Linked DNA regions of Homo sapiens: region 1 is linked to region 2. Evidence: read pairs that join two places in POLR2A ChIA-PET (ENCODE). Cell type or tissue: MCF 10A. All regions are shown on one strand. Each heading gives the region's core, and the rest is flanking DNA. Links, peaks and the distances in the headings are about the cores only.

Region 1 (5,310 bases), core at 1-5,000, 200 kb before region 2:
AGGGTCTCTCTCTGTCACCCAGGCTGGAGTGCAGTGCCAAGATCACAGCTCACTGCAGTCTCGAACTCCCAGACTCAAAGCATCCTCCCATCTCAGCCTCCTGAGTAGCTGCAACTTCAAGCACATGCCACGACACCCAGCTAACTTTTTAACCTTTTTATAGAAATGAGGTCTGGCTATGTTCCACAGGCTGGTTTCATGGCCTCAAGCAGTTTGCCCACCTTAGCCTCCCAAAGTGCTGGCATTACAGGTGTGAGGCACCATGCCTGGTTGAGAATGTTTATAAAGCACTTAAGTTCTGCAGAAGGATGGCCTGAGGGAAAAAAAAGCACTTAGGTTCCATACCAGATTCACACTAATCACTCAATAAAAGCTATGTTTCTTTCTCCCCCCGCCCCGAGAGGGAGTCTCGCTCTGCCGCCCAGGCTGGAGTGCAGTGGTGCCATCTCCACTCACTGCAAGCTCCACCTCCCAGGTTCACGCCATTCTCCTGCCTCAGCCTCCTGAGTAGCTGGGACTACAGGCGCCCGCCACCACGCCCGGCTAATATTTTTTTTTTTATTTTTAGTAGAGACGGGGTTTCACCGTGTTAGCCAGGATGGTCTCGATCTCCTGACCTTGTGATCCTCCCGCCTCGTCCTCCCAAAGTGCTGGGATTACAGGCGTGAGCCACGTGCCCGGCCAAAAGCTATGTTTCTTTCAATGACAACAGTAATAATATCAGCAACAGATAACTCTTAGAATATATCAGGTACTCTTTTAAGTACTTTGCGTGTATTATTTCAATCCTGACAACAGTTCAATAAGTTAGGTACTATTATGATCCCATTTTACAGACAAATCAAGGCTGGCTTCAGTGGCTCACGCCTATAATCCCAGCACTTTGGGAGGCCAAGGCTGGTGGATCGCTTGAGCGCAAGAGTTCAAGACCAGTCTGAGGAACATAGTGAAACCCCATCTCTACAAAAATAATAATAATAATAATTAGCCAGGCATGGTCGCATGTGCCTGCGGTCCCACCTACTGGGGAGGTTGAGGCAGAAGGATCACTTGAGCCCTGGAAGCAGGGCTGCAGTGAGCCAAAATCACACCACTGCACCCCAGACTGTGTGCGCCGTCAAAAAAAAGAACGAAATCAAGGTTAAGCAATCAGACTATATGCGCCATGAGTGTAGGAACCATTTCTGTGCTCTTCAACACTGTATCCACTTCTATTGAAGTACACAGTATATGGAAGGTAGTCAATAAATATCTGTTGAGTTGACTATATTTGTGTTTCTATAATATCTGCTTTAAAAACATTTCCAGGCTGGCTGAGGTGCCTCACGTCTGTAATCCTAGCACTCTGGGAGGCCAAGGAGGGTGGATCACTTGAGGTCAGAAGATCGAAACCAGCCTGGCCAACAGGGTGAAACCTCATCTCTATTAAAAATACAAAAAAAAAAAAAAAATAGCCAGGCATGGTGTAATCCCAGCTACTCAGGAGGCTGAGGCATGAGAATCGCTTGAACCCAGGAGGCGGAGGTTGCAGTAAGCCGAGATCACGCCACTGCACTCCAGCCTGGGAGTCAGGGCGACCATCTCAAAAAACAAAAACAAAAAAAAACACACCTTTCCACTTTATCACCTTCTACCACCACCCCCGCCCCGCCCCATCCCACAACACAAGCACCTTGAAATCTCTTAATGGGAAAAAAAAAAAATTGTAAGCACCTTATTAAGGGCTCTCCCTCCTAACATCTGTTTCTTCCCATATTCTGCAAAATCTTAGTCACCTACCACCACATCAACCACCACCACCTACTCAGCACCCTCAATGTGCTTGGACATCAGGGTGTCCCAGGGCACAGAGTAATAATGCTTTTCAACCCTTTCCCTCCTAAAACATATATGGGTTCAGTCTCAGAGGTTCAGAAGCCAATGTTATGGGAGGTGGCAAATCCCCTTTCTCTTATCGCCTTTTCTGTCAAAGAAGACAGCATCCTCTAGGTGCTGATAAGGCTCTAACAGTGCCATTCCTCTGTTTCCTCCAAAAAACACCCTAATATAAGGGAATATCTCAGCCGGACTGCATTCTGTTTCTGGGCCTGGGTTCTCAGGGAGTCTCTATGAAGTCAGGACACTGGGTTTCCTAGGGTCAAAAATGGCCAGGGCAGCTGGGTTCCCAAGAGTTCAGATACCCCCGACTCTTGGGAGAGGAAGCCCGGGGTCGAGGGTAGTTAGGCATTGGAGTCTAGCGAGAGGCAGGCCCGAGGTCGGGAGGGCGGGCACTGGAGCCCTGAGTTTTGGTGAAGCAGTCCCTGAGTTCTGGGAGGACCTGACCAAGAATCTGAGAACCCTGACGTGAGTTCTCGAGGTAGGATCCGGGTTTCTACCGAGAAGGCTAGGGATCGGCGCGGGGCCGCGCGATGGGGGGAAGGTGCCAAGGGCTCTAACTACCTGAGAGGCGCGGGACCGTGGGTGGCCGGGGCAGGCCCAGGTGGCCCTGGGGCCCCGGGAGGGTCGCACAGCGCGGACATCCCGGAGCCCGAGCCGAGCCCGAGGCGCGAGCGGCGGAGCGCAGGCGGCGCATGCGCGCTGACAGGAAACGCGAAAGGAACCAGCTACCAGGCCTCGCAGGAAAATTAATCCGGCGATGTCCTCGACCCTCTTACATTAGTTCCGCACCCTGTCGGAGTCCCAGAGCATAATCCCGGGACGATGATAGCAGGAAGCCGATTCGCCCTATATGCAACCACTTTATTCAAAAGCCTATTGACATACAGACTAGGCCGGGCGCGGTGGCTCACGCCTGTAAACCCAGCACTTTGAGAGCCCGAGAGGGCGGATCACCTGAGGTCAGGAGTTCAAGACTAGCCTGCCGTCTCTACTGCAAATACAAAAATTAGCCAGGCGTGGTGGCTTATGCCTGTAATCCCGATTACTCGGGAGGCTGAGGCAGGAGAATCGCTTGATCCCGGGAGGCAGAGATTGCAGTGAGCCGAGATCGCGCCACTGCACTCCAGCCTGGGCGACAGAGCAAGAGTCCCGATAGACACACACACACAGAGAGAGAGAGAGAGAGAGAGAGAGAGAGAGAGAGAGAGAGAGAGAGAGAGAGAGAGAGAGAGAGAGAGAGAGAGAAACTAAAACACTCACAGGGGTATTTTAATCATTTTTCCTAACGCCAAAAATACAAAATGTTCAACTCAGGACTTTTTTTTTTTTTTTTTTTTTTTGAGACGGAGTCTCGCTCTGTCGCCCAGGCCGGACTGCGGACTGCAGTGGCGCAATCTCGGCTCACTGCAAGCTCCGCTTCCCGGGTTCACGCCATTCTCCTGCCTCAGCCTCCCGAGTAGCTGGGACTACAGGCGCCCGCCACCGCGCCCGGCTAATTTTTTGTATTTTTAGTAGAGACGGGGTTTCACCTTGTTAGCCAGGATGGTCTCGATCTCCTGACCTCATGATCCACCCGCCTCGGCCTCCCAAAGTGCTGGGATTACAGGCGTGAGCCACCGCGCCCGGCCTCAACTCAGGACTTTAAAAAAATGAAGCATAGGAAGGTTTTTTTGTTGGTGTTGTTGTTGTTATTGTTGTTTATTTTGTGACCGTGCAGTGATAGGATCACCCCTCTCGGCAGCCCCGACCTCCTGGGCTCAAGACATCCTCCCACCTCAGCGTTCTAGGTAGCTGAGATTACAGGCGTGCGCCATCACACTTGGCTACTTTTTAAATATTTTCAGAGTTAGGGATTTGCATGTGGGTGGGGCGAGTGTCTCGCTATGTTGCCCAGTCTGATCTCAAACTCCTGTCCTCAAGTGATTCACCCACCTCAGCTTCCCAAAGCACTGGGATTACAGGAGTAAGCCACGCACACCCGGCCAGTCTCTCTTTGTTTTTGTTTTGTTTTGTTTCGTTTTCCTTTTGAGACAGAGTCTCACTCCCTCACCCAGGCTGGAGTGCAGTGGTGAGATCTGAGCTCACTGCAACCTCCACTTTCCAGGTTCAGGAGATTCTCCTGCCTCAGCCTCCCGAGTAGCTGGGACTATAGGCATCCACTACCAAATCTGGCTAATTTTTTTATTTTTATAGAGACAACGTTTTCCCCTGTCCGCCAATCTGGTCTCAAACTCCTGACCTCAAGTGATCCATCCACCTCAGCCTCCCAAAATGCTGGGATTACAGGCAAGAGCCACCGCACCCAGGCTTTTTTTAAAATCTCATTCTGTCGCCCAGGCTGGAGTGCAGTCTCGTCTCTGCAACCTCCACCTCCCAGGTTCAAGCAATTCTCCTGCCTCAGCCTCCCAAGTAGCTGGGACTACAAGCATGTGCCACCACGCCCAGCTAATTGGAGACATGTTGGCCAGGCTGGTCTCAAACTCCTGACCTCAGGTGATCCGCCCGCCTCAGCCTCCCAAAGTGCTGGGATTACAGGTGTTAGCCACTGCACCCCTCCTACAAAAATACTTTTACGAGAGAGAGAGAAAAGGGAAGAGAGAAAGCAGAAAAGAGATGGAAAGAAGAGAAAACTCATAAAAGAAAAAGAAAAACTAAGAAAGAGAAGGAGGGAGAGGGAGCCCAAAACAAATTGGGCTAGCTAGCCTGAAGATGTCCTCCCAGTAGCAAGTATGAATAACATCCTTCCATCCGTCTTCATTATTTAAGCTTCTCTCTCTCCCACAGCTTCCCAGCATAGGGACCTTCGTCTAACTCACAGCCCCACACCTGCCAGAGATAGAGCTTGCTAACTGTAAAGGGAGCCAGTACACCTCATCAAGAGCCCTCACTCAAGCCAGTGTACCTAGATCAGGTTCCAGCTCTTCTACCTACTAGTTGTATACTTTACTTAACCACTCCATAACTGTTCCTTCTTCTGGAAATGAGGAGGTAATATTAATAGTACAAATACCTCAAAGGGTTGTTACGAAAATTGAAATGAGGTAGTATGGTCATTGTATAGCACTTGGTGCCAGCAATGGTAAGCACTAGATAAGCATTAGCTATTTTTATTATGTTTATTGAATGAAACAGAAAATAAGCTGCTTGACAATAGAGACTTGGCCTATTTTGTTAAAAGCTATATCCTCGGGCTGGGCGTGATGGATCATGCCTATAATCCTAGAACTTTGGGAGGGCGAGGCAGGGGGATCACAAGGTCAGGAGTTCGAGACAAGCTGGCCAACATAGTGAAACTCTGTCTCTACTAAAAATACAAAAAATTAGCTGGGCATTGTGGCGCCCACCTATAGTCCCAGCTACTCTGGAGGCTGAGGCAGGAGAATCCCTTGAAACCGGGAGGTGGAGGTTGTGATGAGCCAAGATTGCACCACT
Region 2 (5,370 bases), core at 235-5,234:
TTTTCCTACCCTATATACTGAGTGCATTGAATACCGTGAAATTACTCACCTTTGAGCCAAGCAGGTTATTGGTTAGTAGTACCTAGAGAAAAACAAAGCTGTGGGTGAAAGATTCCTCAGACATGGTTACCCCCCACTCCCTGCGTTCTCCAGTTTCTCAGGTGTTCATGTATTTTCACTGTCGGTCATAGTGAGCTAGTTTGATTCATCATAGAAACTGCCTACTTGGTGGCATAAGCTGTAAGGAACAAAAAATATCAACTAACCTCTCAGCTCTGAAGGCTTTTCAATGGTATATAGCAACAAGCTGCTCCTGAATCAAAAAATCATTCAATTAGCTAATTATCCCAAACAGCCAAAACTATTTTAGTTACGGTTGCTAATGGACAAACTAAGAAAAGGTAACCAAATGTCTCAGACAATTCCTTATGGAATAAGCTCTCATGCCCTCTTCATGTTAACCCTGGTGAGTTCACAATTACTGGTTCCCAGGCTAAAACAGGGGTAAGGCAGGATGTTTCCTCCTCATTGGAGCAGAATCCTGGAAAGCTACAACTGACAAGCATTCGTCTGACCCTGGGCAGATCAGTGGGCATCTATCTGAGAAAAAAGGGGCATATATCAGTGGGCATCTATCTAGAAACATCACTACAGAGAACAAGAGGAACCAGAAAACTTTATGGGTTAAGCAGGCTTTGGTAACAAATATCAAAATGGCTAAGTTATCTATTAGATAATAGGCCCATAGAATTCGAAAAACAACTTACTGTAAGATAGAGGCAGACTGTCATCAGGAATACCTGGAAAGGAAAGCAAATTAGTTATTTTAAGGTATTAGGATGGAATGAAGCTTATTCATAAACAACAACTGCCATCAGAACTCTAACATGCTATTAACTTTTGTACCTCACAGAACATCAGCTTATCAATTCAAATCATCTGACAGTAACGTGATCGATATATGGATGAGGGTAACAGCACACCCTTACAAGAACTGTAGTACCGGGTTGCGATCTCCCTCCCCAGAAAATCATTTCAAGAGGAACAAGATGGAAGGCGCCAAAAAACATTGTTCCGCCGGCCACTTGTTTTCTTGAACATTTACAAAGATGACATACACCAATTTGGATAATTACCTGTATTCACCCTGGGAGGCAGCTGAATTCCCCAGGATAGATTATGAGATGCTGTAGACAACAGAGGAAAGCATTTTATGTACCTAAAAATAGTCATTCAAAGACCCCTTAAGACCTCTCTCTCACTTCTCAGTAGTAAGATGACATCACTTGAAAGTTCAGCCATATGCTTGTCATTTTGTGTTCATCATGGAGTGGTTATCTACAAGGTCTCCTCTGTAAGAGCATAAACCATGTACACCTACCTGGAACATTACTGTAACGCTGGCTTTGCATAAAGATGGGTCTTGTCCCATTCCTTCACCAGTAAGCTCTTGTGGGCTGAACATCTGAAAAAATAACACCCTTCACTAACACCTCAGACAAATCAATAGGGCCCTGACATTTGTTGCGTACAGTACAGTGCTACTCAGAATTTTCTGTTTTCTCCACTAATCCATCAGAAAGAGAGAGTTCAGTTCGTAAAATCATCCCCGTAGCAACTTCCACACACTCAACGAAAGAGCAGAGATTAAGAAATGGCCGTAAGAACTTACTGCAACAACAGAGCTCTCTTCGGTTCCAACGTGCGCGTAAATCCTGCAGACAGGAGCCCAATAAGACATTAGGTCAACTCAGGGCATTTCGAAAACGCTATTTTCTGAACAGACGGCTAAGCAAGAGGCTTGCAGGGCCCATCTCCTCAGAGTTATTTATCCTCACGGAGCTCAGTACAGGTCTGTGAAAAGGTCCTCATCATAGGAAGGGGGACCTACACGGCCCGCCATCGCCATTTTGTCCTTCACAAAGCCCCACTGCTACTTTTAAGCCTCGAGGCCACGCACAAGACCTTATCCGCCAGTCGCCCTGGCCAGGCAGCTACAACACAGAAGGCATAGTGCGTGCTATGCTATGTTCGCACAATCGCTCAAAAGAAAATAAAAGAAAAAGACAAAGTACAAAAGAGTAACAGCTATAAAGACCACGAAGCCACTTACCACGAGCAGTAGAAAAATGAGAACGAATCTCCCCGGGGAGACGATTAAATACCATGCCGCAGAGGCCCACGGGATTTGGGGGCGGGGCTACGGCGAGCGCACGCGCATACGTTGACCGCATGCGACCCCGGGGAGTTGTGGGTAGAGAGTTCCAGGGAAGGAGGGCGTAGACAAAGCGCCACCTGAACTTGCGGCGCGAAAAAGGCGCGCATGCGTCCTACGGGAGCGTGCTGGCTCACCGACCGCATTGCGGCTTGGTTTTCTCACCCAGTGCATGTGGCAGGAGCGGTGAGATCACTGCCTCACGGCGATCCTGGACTGACGGTCACGACTGCCTACCCTCTAACCCTGTTCTGAGCTGCCCCTTGCCCACACACCCCAAACCTGTGTGCAGGATCCGCCTCCATGGAGCTACAGCCTCCTGAAGCCTCGATCGCCGTCGTGTCGATTCCGCGCCAGTTGCCTGGCTCACATTCGGAGGCTGGTGTCCAGGGTCTCAGCGCGGGGGACGACTCAGGTACTGGATCCCGGGCTAAGCTCGGGAGGAGGTCCCCTTTGGTGGGGCCATTTCGGGAAAGTATGTCAGGACGTAAGTGCTTCACTGAAGACAGGATCTGATTTTTTCCTAACTGGTTCCCTATGTCCTGCCTTCTGGTGCGTTTTCTTTAGATCTTGGACTACTACGGGCCAACATTAGCTAACATTTATGGAGCACCGTTTTAAGCACACTATATGAATCGATTAATCCACCAAAATCCCAAGAGCTAGGTAGGATGACAACCCCCATTTTATTGATGGGGAACCCTAAAGAGCTCCGGCGGTGCTGCCTGCTGCAACTCCTGCCTGATCAATATGGTTGCAGTCAGCTATAGACTGTTTTACTGAGACCGGACAACATTAGTTCAGTCGTTTGTGGTAAACATCTACGTGTACAAGCACACTTTATAAACATTTTTTTCTTTCTTTTTTTTTTTTTTTGAGACGGAGTTTCGCTCTTGTTGCCCAGGCTGGAATGCAATGGCCCGATCTCAGCTCACTGCATTCCACCTCCCGGGTTCAAGCAATTCTCCTGCCTCAGCCTCCTGAGTAGCTGGGATTACAGGCATGCGCCACTGTGACCGGCTAATTTTGTATTTTTAGTAGAGACAGGGTTTCTCCATGTTGGTCAGGCCGGTCTTGAACTCCTGACCTCGGGTGATCCGCCTGCCTCGGCCTCCCAAAGTGCTGGGATTACAGGCGTGAGCCACCGCGCCCGGCCAAACATTTTTTTCTTTCAAGACGGAGGCTTGCTCTGTCGCCCAGGCTGGAGTGCAGTGGCGGGATGTCTGTTCACTGCAACCTCCGCTTCCCAGGTTCAAGCGATTCTCCTTCCTCAGCCTCCTGAGTAGCTGGGATTACAGGCTCCCGCCATCATCATGCCACACTAATTTTTGTGTTTTTCGGAGAGACGGGGTTTCATCATGTTGGCCAGGCTGCTCTCGAACTACTGACCTCAGGTGACCTCCTGCCTCAGCCTCCCAAACTGCTGGGATTACAGGGGTGGGCCACCACACCCGGCCTGGCTCAGCATTTTGGGAGGCCAAGGCGGGAGGATCTCTTGAGCCCAAGAGTTCAAGACCAGTCTAAGCAACATAGTGAGAAACCCATACCGATCTCTACAAAAAAAATAGAAAAAATTAGCCAGGAGCGGTGGTGCATGCCTGTAGCCCCAGCTGCTTGGGAGGCTAAGGTGGGAGGATTGCTTGAGCCCAGGAGGTTGAGACTGCAAATGAGCTGTGATCAAGCCACTGCACTGCACTCCAGCCTGGATGACTGAGATTGACCCTGTCTCAAAAAAAAAAAAAAAAAAAAAAAAAAAATGTGGGACAGATAAACTGGAAAATCAAGATGGCCCAGAGTAGACAGACAAGGCTGGGGAGGTTGTGTGTGGGAATGGCAGTCGGGAAATGCTTTATAGAGTGTCTGGGCCTGAAAGGGTAGAAAGACTTGGGAGGGGAATTCCAGTTAAAGGAACAACTGGAGCACAAGCTTGGTGCTAGAAAAAGAAGGAAGTGTGTAGCTACAATTCATGAAAGATGGGCAAAAGGGGAGTATTAGAATATAAAACTGGAAAGTATTTCCTGGGGAAAGCCAGATAAGCAGGACCTTGAATGCAAAGCTAAATCATTTGAATTATACATAGAAAAGAAAAAAAAACCGGGGAGAGTTTTTAAGTAGGAAAGTGATAAGACATTGGGGGATAAGATGGAGACAAGGGCATTAATTAGATTGCCATAGTAGTTTAGGCAAGAGGATTCAATGCTAACAAGTATAATGGCAGTGGAAGTGGAAAAGAGGGGATTTAGGTTAGGGGTCTCCAACTCACGTACAGAAATCAGCTAAGTAATGTAGGTAAGTGAAATGAACTGAGTTGGGACTCTGGTGAACTGGGCAGCCCTTTCACAGCTCCAGCTGATTGTTGCCTTGCGACAATATTGTCTCTGTGTGATCAGATAGTCAGTTTTCAAAAGAATCCAGAAGTCCAGAATTGTGTATTTACTCACGTTGAAATGTTGAATTTAAAATTTTTTGGCCGGGCGTGGTGGCTCATGCCTGTAATCCTAGCACCTTGGGAGGCCAAAGTGGGCGGATCACCTGAGGTCAGGAGTTAGAGTGAAGGGGTGGGTTGCCCCTCCACACCTGTGGATGTTTCTCCTAAGGTGGAACGAGAGACTTAGGAAAGAAAAAGACAGAGACAAAGTATAGAGAAAGAAATAAGGGGACCCGGGGAACCAGCGTTCAGCATATGGAGGATCCCGCCAGCCTCTGAGTTCCCTTAGTATTTATTGATCATTCGTGGGTGTTTCTCGAAGAGGGGGTTGTGTCAGGGCCACAAGACAATAGTGGGGAGAGGGTCAGCAGACAAACACGTGAACAAAGGTCTTTGCATCATAGACAAGGTAAAGGATTAAGTGCTGTGCTTTTAGATATGCATACACATAAACATCTCAATGCTTTACAAAGCAGTATTGCTGCCCGCAGATCCCACCTCCAGCCCTAAGGCGGTTTTTCCCTATCTCAGTAGATGGAACGTACAATCGGGTTTTATACCGAGACATTCCATTGCCCAGGGACGGGCAGGAGACAGATGCCTTCCTCTTGTCTCAACTGCAAGAGGCATGCCTTCCTCTTATACTAATCCTCCTCAGCACAGACGCTTTACGGGTGTCGGGCTGGGGGACAGTCAGGTCTTTCCCTTCCCACGAGGCCATATTTCA

The links. Peaks named below come from ENCODE experiments on the same cell type or tissue, not always from the same donor. Only the 100,000 strongest peaks of a DNase experiment are listed, where the experiment ranks them.
Region 1: POLR2A ChIA-PET joins it to region 2 with 10 read pairs; 35 of 35 experiments call an interaction of 5 or more read pairs at or near these places.

The regions. Positions count from the first base shown.
Region 1 is chr11:62,650,731-62,656,040 of GRCh38, forward strand. It overlaps INTS5 (integrator complex subunit 5), which reads right to left and starts at 2,572. Exons shown (of 2, transcript NM_030628.2): 1 at 2,440-2,572. The coding sequence starts at 2,519. RefSeq lists an enhancer at 1,983-2,742 and silencers at 2,315-2,514, 2,805-2,894. In MCF 10A, for the core only: no CTCF peak of the experiment used is centred there; a DNase peak (open chromatin) is centred at 2,661.
Region 2 is chr11:62,853,752-62,859,121 of GRCh38, forward strand. It overlaps SNHG1 (small nucleolar RNA host gene 1), which reads right to left and starts at 2,134. Exons shown (of 9, transcript NR_152585.1): 1 at 1,673-2,134; 2 at 1,382-1,465; 3 at 768-800; 4 at 267-313; 5 at 50-82. It overlaps SNORD28 (small nucleolar RNA, C/D box 28), which reads right to left and starts at 944; the gene lies at 870-944. SNORD27 (small nucleolar RNA, C/D box 27) reads right to left here and starts at 1,332; the gene lies at 1,261-1,332. SNORD26 (small nucleolar RNA, C/D box 26) reads right to left here and starts at 1,615; the gene lies at 1,541-1,615. It also overlaps SNORD25, LOC124900306, SNORD29 and a transcript of SLC3A2 not described here. RefSeq lists enhancers at 266-1,240, 1,878-1,957, 2,068-2,247, 2,216-3,189, 3,190-4,165 and 2 more and a silencer at 2,308-2,367. In MCF 10A, for the core only: no CTCF peak of the experiment used is centred there; a DNase peak (open chromatin) is centred at 2,290.